3 separate regions of the Homo sapiens genome follow, and all the other regions are linked to region 2. A link is a contact called in ENCODE Hi-C or POLR2A ChIA-PET data. All regions are on one chromosome and are shown on one strand. Each heading gives the region's core, a stretch centred on a gene start or an enhancer-like site at or near the end of the contact. The rest is flanking DNA. Distances are from core to core; before and after follow the strand shown.

Region 1 (3,161 bases), core at 136-2,635, 180 kb before region 2:
TTGGCTACTATGAATAAAATTGCTATGAATATACTTGTACTAACTTTTTTGTAGACACATACCTTCATTTCTCTTGGTGGATTTGCGGGGTCATAGACATTACTTTTACTACACATCTTTAGTTTGGAATTTTGTATAAATACAACAAAAGGGGGCTAGGCGGTGGCTCATACCTGTAATCCCAACACTTTGGGAGGCTGAGGCAGGCAGATAACTTGAGGTCAGGAGTTTTGGACTAGCCTGGCCAACATGGTGAAACCCCGTCTACTAAAAATAAAAAATTAGCTGGGCATGGTGGCACAACCCCAGCTACTAGGAAGGCTGAGGCAGGAGAATCACTTGAACCCAGGAGGTAGAGGCTGCAGTGAGCCGAGATTGTACCACTGCACTCCAGCCTGGGTGACAGAGTGAGACTCTGTCTCAACAACAAAATTAAGCCAAGTAGGGTGGCACGCACTTGTAGTCCCAGCTCCTTGGGAGGCTGAGGAGCCAGACCCTGTCTCAGAAAAAAAAAAAAAAGAAAAAAAAGAAACAGAATAGTATGTGCCAAAATATCAATATTTTAATACATGTACTGAAAGATACGGCACAAATATCCGCAAAACTTTGAAAAGGAAGGAGCAGATGCAAAGTATGACTGTAGTACCACTGAGGGTCATGAGAAGATTTTAGGTGAAATACAGGTGAACGTTTCATCAGTTATGTATGTATGCTAAAGTGTTAATGCATACGTTCTAATTAAGGAAGGCGATATTAGTTTTCCATTTATGACAATGATATAAAGTTTCCTCTTTAAGAACTCCTATTTAAAAATAAAAATACTGAGTACATAGTGGCAAAGGTGGTAAGAGAGTATCACAGAATTCGTGAAGTGGTGAGGAAACGGCTGGCTTTCGGGAAACAATGGACTAGGCTCTCTGTGGCCGTGTCCACCTGTCCTTCCAGTGGACTTGGCAATGGACTTGAGAATGGGTCTGCGACTGCCAGTTCTGTAACCAACAGGCTCAGGCTGCGTGACTTTCGTACCCCGAGCCCTCTCTGAGGCTCTGCCAACTCCATGAAATGGGGGTGACAGGCCCTGCCCCGCTGCATCTGCCCCTCACAGACAGCGGAGCAGGGCCGAAGCTAGCCAGGCGGCTCGCCCGAGCCCGCGCCGATGCCCTTCACCTCACCTTGCTCGTGGGCCGCCCCAACGGCCTCTTCCCCCCACCGTCGAACCCAGCTGAAGCCGGCCTCGCGCCCCCTCCGCGCTCCCCGCCTCTCCCCGGCTTGGCAGCCCCCTCACCGGGCAGGCATCGCAGCTGCAGGAGCCTCCAGCCCGCCCGGCCAAGCGCACCAGATACCGCCGCCGCCGCCATTTTGGAAGCGGGCACGTCGCCCACGGCGACGCGACCGGTAGCTACGGGACCACGGCCCTAAGGAGGGCGGAAGTCGTCGCTCCGTGGAGCCTCCTCCTCTCGCGAGAGGCGCAAGGCGTGGAGTCGACGGCTGGAGAGAAGCCGGGAGCGAGCCCAGGCGGCAGGTGAGAGTGGTGGGGGCCAGCTGAGCGCCAGAGCTCCCTCAACTGTCCCCTCCCGGCCCACCCTCGTTCCCACATCCTCTCATTTTCTCTTCCCACCCCGTTCCTCGATGGGAACGCAGCCACGGCCGCCCCGCTGAAAGCCCCGGCTGGTTTATTCCTGAGAAGTCGGTGTGAGGGGCCAGGGCCGGCCCTAACCTCCCTGGGGTCCTGACTGGGAATTTCTGCCGTTCCCCGGCTGCCTCGTCCCTTGCGCAGCCGGCCCTACTCTGAGGCCCCGGGGACACCACGCTGAGGAGAAACGGCTCCGAGCTTGGGATCGGGGAGACCTGGTTCTGAGACCCGGTCCTACCAGTAGCCAATCGTTGTGACCTTGGGCCTCAGTCCCCGTGACGTTTTGGTCCCTGGGGGTTCCTGGCAGCAAAGCACGAAAGCCTTGGAGTCGGGGGGTACCTGAGCTCACGATTGTAATTTCGAACCTGCAACTTGTCCGAACCCCCAGCGTGTTGAGTTGATATAATTAAGTATCCAGATCGGAAGGATGCTTGTTACTAGAACAGACAGCTAGGCCTTTGTCCAGAAGGATTGATTGAGTGGGTCTGGGTGTGGTCCAGGAATCTCATTTTAACCACTCCCTCGGGTGATTTGTAGGATCTGCAAGTTCGGGAAAGGCTGGTGCCCTTCATTCTGACATTACTGAGTGCCAAGCTCTGGATGGCTCAAGGAGGTCACGGTCTAGCCACTAACAGAGCACTTCACGGGGGTGTCATCAGAGAAGGCTTAGTAGGAAGAAGTAAACGGTTTTTGGGCTAAGAGTAACTGACGACAAGAGCATGTGATTCTGTCGATTTTGTGTTTGCAGTCAGACCCCATCATTGTGTCTGTTAAAGTTGTGCTTTGCACACCCCTTGTCAAATCTAGTCTTTTCAGAATATCCGGCTCCCCCCTGCACGGGTGCGGGGAAGACCTCCTAAGCCAAAACTTACCCCAAAGGTTAAAATTTTAGATCCATATTTCTGGTTTTAGGTAAAACACTCCTCTCCATAAGGATTTGTTTCTGAGTTCTATCCATCCATCTTTGAATGAGCCTTTCCTGTGGAAACTAACATTTGGGTATCCTTTCTGAAACCCTAATTCCTGACACACGCCAAATGCCTGGAGACGTTCCTGTTTCATTGTTGATTCTCACTTTTTAAAAAAAATTCTGGGCCAGGCTCATGCCTGTAATCCCAGCACTTTGGGAGGCTGCGGCGTGTGGATCACTTGAGCTCAGGAGTTCGAGACCAGCCTGGGCAACATGGCGAAACCGCATCTCTACAAAGAATACAAAAATTAGCTGGGTGTGGTGGTGGGTGCCTGTAATCCCAGCTATTTGGGAGGCTGAGGCGGGAGAATCGCTTGAACCCCGGAGTCGGAGGTTGCAGTGAGCCAAGATTGTGCCATTGCACTCCAGCCTGGGCAACAGAGCAAGACTCTGCCAAAAAAAAAAAAAAAAAAAAAAAAAAAAAAACCTCTAAGGTCTTAGTCTAAGTGTCTAGACAGAGCGTTCTCTTGAGGGCAGGGAACAAGTGTCTTCTTGTCTGTCTCCCGTGTAGGGACAGGCACATAGTAGGTTTCTTAGGTCTCATTTGCAGGTTGTAAT
Region 2 (3,144 bases), core at 465-2,964:
CCCCTTAACTCGAGCATGTCTGCAAACACTATTTTCTTTTCTTTTCTTTCTTTCTTTCTTTTTTTTTTTTTTTTGAGACGGAGTTTCGCTCTTGTTGCCCAGGCTGGAGTGCAGTGGTGCGATCTCGGCTCACTGCAACCTCTGTCTCCTAGGTTCAAGCGATTCTCCTGCCTCTCCCAAGTAGCTGGGATTACAGGCACATGCCACCATGCCTGGCTAATTTTTTGTATTTTTAGTAGAGGCAGGGTTTCACCACGTTGGCCAGGCTGGTCTTGAACTCCTGACCTTAGGTGATCCACCTGCCTCAGCCTCCCAAAGTGCTGGGATTACAGGTATGATCCACCATGCCAGGCCTTGTTTTGTTTTGTTTTGTTTTGTTTCTGAGACAGAGTCCCACTCTGTCCCCCAGGCTGGAGTGCAGTGGTGCAATCTCAGTTCACTGCAACCTCTGCCTCCTGAGTTCAAAGTGATTCTTCTGCCTCAGCTTCCTGAGTAGCTGGGACTACAGACACCCACCACCATGCCCGGCTAATTTTTGTATTTTTACTGGAGATGGGTTTCTCCATATTGGCCAAGCTGGTCTTAAACTCCTGTCCTTAACTGATCATGCACCTCAGGCTCCCAAAGTGCTGGGAATACAGGTATGAGCCACTGCGCCTGGCCAGAGCCTGTTTTCAAATAAGGCCACATTCCCAGGTACTAGGGGTTAGAACTTGAACATATTTTGGGGAACACATTGCAAACCACAATAAGAGATGAGGAAAAACTTCCCTCAGAGTCAGTGAAGGGCATGCACCCTGCAGGAACCTGGCCTGTCTGGCTGTCAGTGTTGGCAGCTTCTGGGGAAACTGTAATAACAGGGTTTCACTGCAGCAAGGAGTGCCTCTTGGTTGGGCATTTGTGACGAATCTTCTCTCTGATGCCACAGGTGGTTTTAACAAAAACATCTCTTCGTTACCCAATTGTTTGGAAATTCTTTGAAGATGCAAAGGTCGTTTTTGACACTGTAGTCTTCATATGTAAAAAAAAGTTCCTAATCCAAATTATTCAGGTTTTCAGAAAAGCAAAAAAAAAAAAAAAAAAAAAGGCCCTGTGCCCTTGAGATTTCCAGACAGTTCCCTTTGTTTATCTGCAGGACCTGTCTGGGGAGGCATGGCAGGGACCTCAGAGAGCTGGGAAGGAGGGGAGGATGTGGTTTGCCTGTGTGTGTAGGAGAGAGACAGTTAGATATTCATGTAGACACCTCCAGAGAAACACGGGGACAGACGAACATGTAAGCAAGAGAGACCTGCAGGGCCCAGGGGTGAAGGCATAGAGTTCTGTTCTCAGATACCCACGTGGCACCCTCCCTGCCCCTCCCTCACCTCCCTGGGTCTTTGCTTATCATCACCTTGCCAGTGAGATCTTTCTTGGCCCCTTCTCCATAGACATTTGTTAAATATATTAACCCAGAGAGATGCCCACAGCGAGGCCTGTGTTGGGTGCCCTGTTCCGAGCAGGGTCTCTCTTGGGGGACTGGGCTGGGGGCTCAGGAACCAGGAGAAACCAGTCTGTCTGGTTCAAATGCAGGAACGAACCTTCCTTGTTCTAGGGCAGAAACCGAGGCAGCTCCGCAGGCACAGAGCCAGGCAGCACAGCCAGAAAGAACGCCAGAAATTCCCAGTCCTTATCCACCGGCTTCATCTGGACGCTGTGTTCGCTGATCTGGAAACCAGGGGTGGGGCTGGAGCACAGCACAGGGCGGGGCAGGGATGGCGGCGGGCAGTGGGGGGAGCCTGGGTGCCCAGCCCAGACTGGCTCCTAGAGCCAGCTGAAGTGTCCTCATTTTTTACACTTCACTAAATAACTCATAGTAGCGCAGGTTCCAAGGAAGCACGGATCTGGGTTCCTGTCCTTCCCTATCCTTTTAAAATTTTTATTTATTTTTTGAGACAGGGTCTCTGTCACCTAGGCTGGAGTGCAGTGGCGCCATCATGACTCACTGCAGCCTTGACTTCCCAGGCTCCATTGATCCTCCACCTCAGCTTCCCAAGTATCTGCGACCACAGGCACATGCTACTATGCCCAGCTAAATGTTATATTTTTGGTAGAGATGGGGTTTTCCATATTGTCCAGGCTGGTTTCGAACTCCTGAGCTCAAGTGATCCACCTGCCTCAGCCTCCCAAAGTGCTGGGATTACAGGTGTGAGCCACTGCACCCGGCCTCCTGCCCTGTCCTTTACCCACAGTGACCTCAGGCACATTGCCTCCTGAGATTCCCTTTGGAAGATGGGAATAACAGATAGAACATTTGAGGAGGGTCTGGTGATGGAGGAATCAATGAGATGTGTCTGGCACAGAGCGAGAAGGCATTGAGTGGTTATTGTGACCTAGGCTGTGAGTCATGGGACAGGTGATTGATAGGCATATGATAGTGGAAACCTGAATTGGTCTTTTCTTGATTTTTGGTTCATTGCATTTTCTGACTTTCCTTTAGTTAGTTGGAAGCTGGCAACACAGTGGCAGCGGAGGCCCATGAGGAATTGGCTTTAAATGAAAAAATAATTGTTTATCTTGGACGCACCCAGTTCTCACCTGGAGAAGGGACGGAGGCGTGCTGCCCGAAGTGTTTGTTCTCCTTCAGAACACTGGCCTCCCCCCAGCTCTGGGGGTTCGTGGCCTCTCCAGGTGTGTCTGTTTCTGGCAGGGTGTTGTTCTGAGACATCCTGCCCTGGGTCCACACTCGTAAGGGCTCTGCCCCCAGCTTGGTGTGTGACAGCGGGCAAGGCCCTGTGGCTCCGCCCTGGCTTCCTCACCTGCCTACCCTCACCTGGCCTGCTTGCGGCGGTGAGAGTGCTGACGGGCAGCAGAGGCTGGCAGGGTGCTGTGTGTTGGGGGGTGGATCCCTGGAGCTTCACCCCAGTGTGGGGAGGAGCAGGTGCTGAGCCCTGGAGAGCGGGACACCTTCCCTGGGCCTCCCACTTTGGGCTGAGCCCCTTACTTGGGTTGGGGGGAGGCAAGGCCAGGGGCAGTTCACAGATGGACACCTGCTTCTTATTAATTTATTTTGTTAATTTAATTTTAACTTTACTTAATTTTAATTTTATTTATTTTCGTTTATTTTGAGACAGGGTCTTGCTGTTGCTCAGGCTGGAGTACAGTGGC
Region 3 (3,259 bases), core at 731-3,230, 150 kb before region 2:
GCCAGCTACAGACACCCCTGCCCCAAGGCCTAGTGCAGCTACAACCAGATGTGGCTGATCCCAGCCCCTGGGGACAGCGATGGGGCCGGAGTCTGGCTGGTGGGGTCAGGGCCCCTGGCGCATCAGCCTCAGAACTTCCTCCTAAGAGCAGAGTGCCCTCTGGTGGGCCACTGGAAAACAACCCAATTCTAATTTCCACGTTTGGAGATGCAATATGCTTCAAGCCGGGTTATTAGGGCTCCCCAGGAAATTTCTCTTTCCCCACTAGTGCCCCTTGTGGAATTCACCTGAGCAGCACTGATGAAAATGTATAAATCAAATATACACTGTGCACAAAGCTTTTTTCCCTCCTCATAAATGAGTCTGGTACTGTTTCCTGACCCAAATACCTGCTCAGTGAGTTTATTGGGTAAATCACCCAAGCAGCTCCAATTACAAGGGGTAGAGTGTGGTCAGGATTAGACTAAGGTGAGCGTTGGGTGCAGGTGGAGGACACACAGCTGAGGTTGAGTAGGCTGGCTGTGGCAGAGGCAGCACTGAGTTGAGCGTTGAAGAGAAACTGGATTTCAGAATAGTGGCTCACGCCTGTAATCCCAGCACTTTGGGAGGCCGAGGTGGGCGGATCACTTGAGCTCGGGAGTTCGAGACCAGCCTGGCCAACATGGTAAAACCCCATCTCTTCTAAAAATACAAAAATCAGCCAGGTGTGGTGGTGCACACCTATAATCCCAGCTACTCAGGAAGCTGAGGCATGAGAATCGCTTGAACCCGGGAGACAGAGGTTGCAGTGAGCCAGATCGCACCACTGCACTCCAGCCTGGGTCACAGAGCCAGACTCCATCTGAAAAAAAAAAAAAAAAAAAAAAAAAAAAAAAGCAGGGGTGGGGTGGGGGAGGAGGGGAGGCACCTACCAGGTGAAAGAAACAACATAAGTCTGGCGCTTCTCCTCACTTTTCACCCCGAACCTGCCCATTCCTCTTTTTCCCTCCCAGCAGTCTTTCCAATCACAGCAGTCTCCAGGTCACACCTCCTTAAAATGCCCTAAGGTCACATGGCAGTTGTCCTATCTCTTGCATCTCACCATCCCCCAGCTTGCACCGGATGCTGCTCGTGAATACTTGGATTCTGAATCCTGCGTTTTGTTGCCAGTCCTGGATCCACCTCTTCCCTGCCTTTATGCAATGCCCCACCCTATCTCACTTTCAGGGACCCTCTGGCAACTCCCCACCTCCTCACAGGCCTCCACGGCAGCTCTACTTACCTAAGCTTACAATATGGGCTTCTGAGTAGGATTTCAGTAGGGAAAAAACAAAAAAGGTCTTGCTTTTTTAAACGAAGTTTGCTGGAGGCCAGGCGCGGTGGCTCATGCCTGTAATCTCAGCACTTTGGGAGGCCAAGGCGAGTGGATCACATAAGGCCAAGAGTTCAAGACCAGCCTGACCGACATGGTGAAACCCCGTCTCTACTAAAAATACAAAAAAATTAGCCGGGTGTGGTGGCGGGCGCCTGTAATCCCAGCTACTTAGGAGGCTGAAGCAGGAGAATCGCTTGAACCTGGGAGGCGGAGGTTGCAGTGAGCTGAGATGGAGCCATTGCACTCTGAGAGTCCTTCCAGCTCTCGCCTGCAGGGTGCAGGGGTCCAGACCCCGGCTGTCTCTGGCCTTTGCTGTCTTAGGAGCTTCTCCTTGCCTCCCTCCCTTTTTAGATCATCCTTCCTCCTCCCGGTGGATTCAGAGGACAATTTTCCATGAAGAACTCAGACTGGGCCATCCCCAGGACTCTGGGTCTTAGGCAGTTGTTCAAGTGATCCTCCTCGGCATCAGGACAGGAGATGAGCCCACTTGCGGCTGAAGAGACCCTAGAGTCACAGGCAAGCCAGTTCACTGGTTTTATCAACCTCGTTATCGCTGTGCCCGTACTGGAAAGTAAACTTGGGTTCTATCATCTGCCCTGCAATGAGCTGACTGGCCACAAGGGAGCAGCAGGAGGCAACAGCCGGGCCTGGAAATTGCCCTTCTAACCGCAGCCCCACCAAACAATGCCCGCCACAAGGTCCTCGGAAGAGAAGGACCCGCGCCCCTGCCGCCAAACTGTGTTCAGAGAGAAGCCACGGCCCCATCGCTGGTTGGGAGAGTGAGAGAGAACTAGAAGGCTTAGGCCCCGACTCCTCTGTGCTCAGCCCTTAGCTGGGCATGGGCAGAGGGGTCTGGGGGTGGGGTGTCCTGAGCCTCTAGTCCCCATCTTTTTTAGCACAGGGGTGTGGGGTCCCCGGAGTGGCTCACGGAGCTCTCAACCTAATGGAGGAGCTGGGACTGCCACACACGCGCACGCACACACACACACACACACACACACACACACACACAATGAGAGAACCACGCGGAGCAGGGGTCGGCTTCAGGGCAGTCCCTAAGAGCTGGGGGAGCGAGTCGGTGGGCGGTTGTGCTGGGCCGGCTTCCGGCAGGCTGGGCGCAGCCAGGGCCGGGTGGGGATCACACTTCAGTCAGGAGGAACCACAGGGCCGCGTGGCGCCCGCCTGCCTGAGCCTGGAGTGGGCTAGGAAGTCAGCCGCAGGCAGAGGGCCCAGGACCCACAGAGCCCCCTCGCCCTGGAGCTGGGGTCTGGAGTTTGAGCGGGGAGAGGGAGCCAGGGCCAGGAGGAGCCGGGCCAGCTGGACTGCAGTGAGTGCAGGGGAAGGCAAGGACAGGGCTACAAGCTTCCCCCACCCTTGGCCAGGGGGCTCCCCAGCACTGGGCAGAGCTGTGGCCTGCGGCAGGGTCCTGGCCAGTCTGTGAAATTGACTCCAGCACCTCGGGGAAGTTTGTCCTCAGCTCCACGTGGGGCAAGAACAGGAGCTGGGCTGGGGGGAAACCGGGAGACCTTGGGGTGGGTAGGGAGAGAATCCAGCGGCCGCCTCCCAGGACCCCGCCAACCCCGCCCCTGCCCGGGCCTCTCACCAGGGCCTCCCCTCACTGGTGCGTGGTCTGCGGAAGCCACGTGCCCTTCTCAGCCTCAGTTTCCCTTTCCGACCTGCACAGGGCAGGACCAGAGGTTCTCTGAGAACCCTCCCAGAGTGACAGGCCGGAGTGGAAGCGCATCTTGCGCTGTGGGGACAGACACGCTGACACAGACTGAGGATAAAGACTTTAATCTGGGCCCTTTGTGCCCATGGCTCCAGTTCAGACAAGGGGATGGGATCTCCCTCACTGTGGCTCTTCTTCGTCCCTGGAAGGCCTCCCCTGGACCCAGGCGCTCAGGG

Evidence for each region. A loop is a pair of places that touch in the nucleus more often than their neighbours do. ChIA-PET counts read pairs that join two places held with the same protein, here RNA polymerase II (POLR2A). Pooled maps may share reads with other maps.
Region 1: a pooled map shows a loop between it and region 2 (4-fold over the local background). The contact joins the promoter of COQ9 here to the enhancer-like site in region 2. A Hi-C loop is called at or near these places in 4 of 50 pooled maps. POLR2A ChIA-PET finds 5 or more read pairs at or near these places in 5 of 52 experiments (MCF 10A, Panc1, WTC11 and 2 more).
Region 3: a loop to region 2 is called in a pooled map, with 3 times the contacts of the local background. The contact joins two enhancer-like sites. A Hi-C loop is called at or near these places in 1 of 168 maps with a recorded cell type or tissue (mammary epithelial cell) and 5 of 50 pooled maps. POLR2A ChIA-PET finds 5 or more read pairs at or near these places in 5 of 52 experiments (activated B cell, activated CD4-positive, alpha-beta T cell, activated T-cell and 2 more).

Annotation. Positions count from the first base shown.
Region 1 is chr16:57,445,703-57,448,863 of GRCh38, reverse strand. It overlaps COQ9 (coenzyme Q9), which reads right to left and starts at 1,385. Exons shown (of 9, transcript NM_020312.4): 1 at 1,286-1,385. The coding sequence starts at 1,358. CIAPIN1 (cytokine induced apoptosis inhibitor 1) reads left to right here and starts at 1,479. Exons shown (of 9, transcript NM_020313.4): 1 at 1,479-1,522. RefSeq lists an enhancer at 1,273-1,567.
Region 2 is chr16:57,264,806-57,267,949 of GRCh38, reverse strand. The region is part of intron 1 of PLLP (plasmolipin); the gene reads left to right. Among named protein-coding and RNA genes, the nearest start is that of PLLP, 18 kb to the left of the region's middle. Within about 2 kb of position 1,714, at least 18 of the 41 ENCODE cell types and tissues checked have a DNase peak (open chromatin) inside an H3K27ac peak, as active enhancers do.
Region 3 is chr16:57,415,937-57,419,195 of GRCh38, reverse strand. CCL17 (C-C motif chemokine ligand 17) reads right to left here. Exons shown (of 4, transcript NM_002987.3): 4 at 3,133-3,259. Among named protein-coding and RNA genes, the nearest start is that of CCL17, 13 kb to the right of the region's middle. RefSeq lists enhancers at 1,017-1,531, 2,048-2,563, 2,564-3,079. Within about 2 kb of position 1,980, at least 17 of the 41 ENCODE cell types and tissues checked have a DNase peak (open chromatin) inside an H3K27ac peak, as active enhancers do.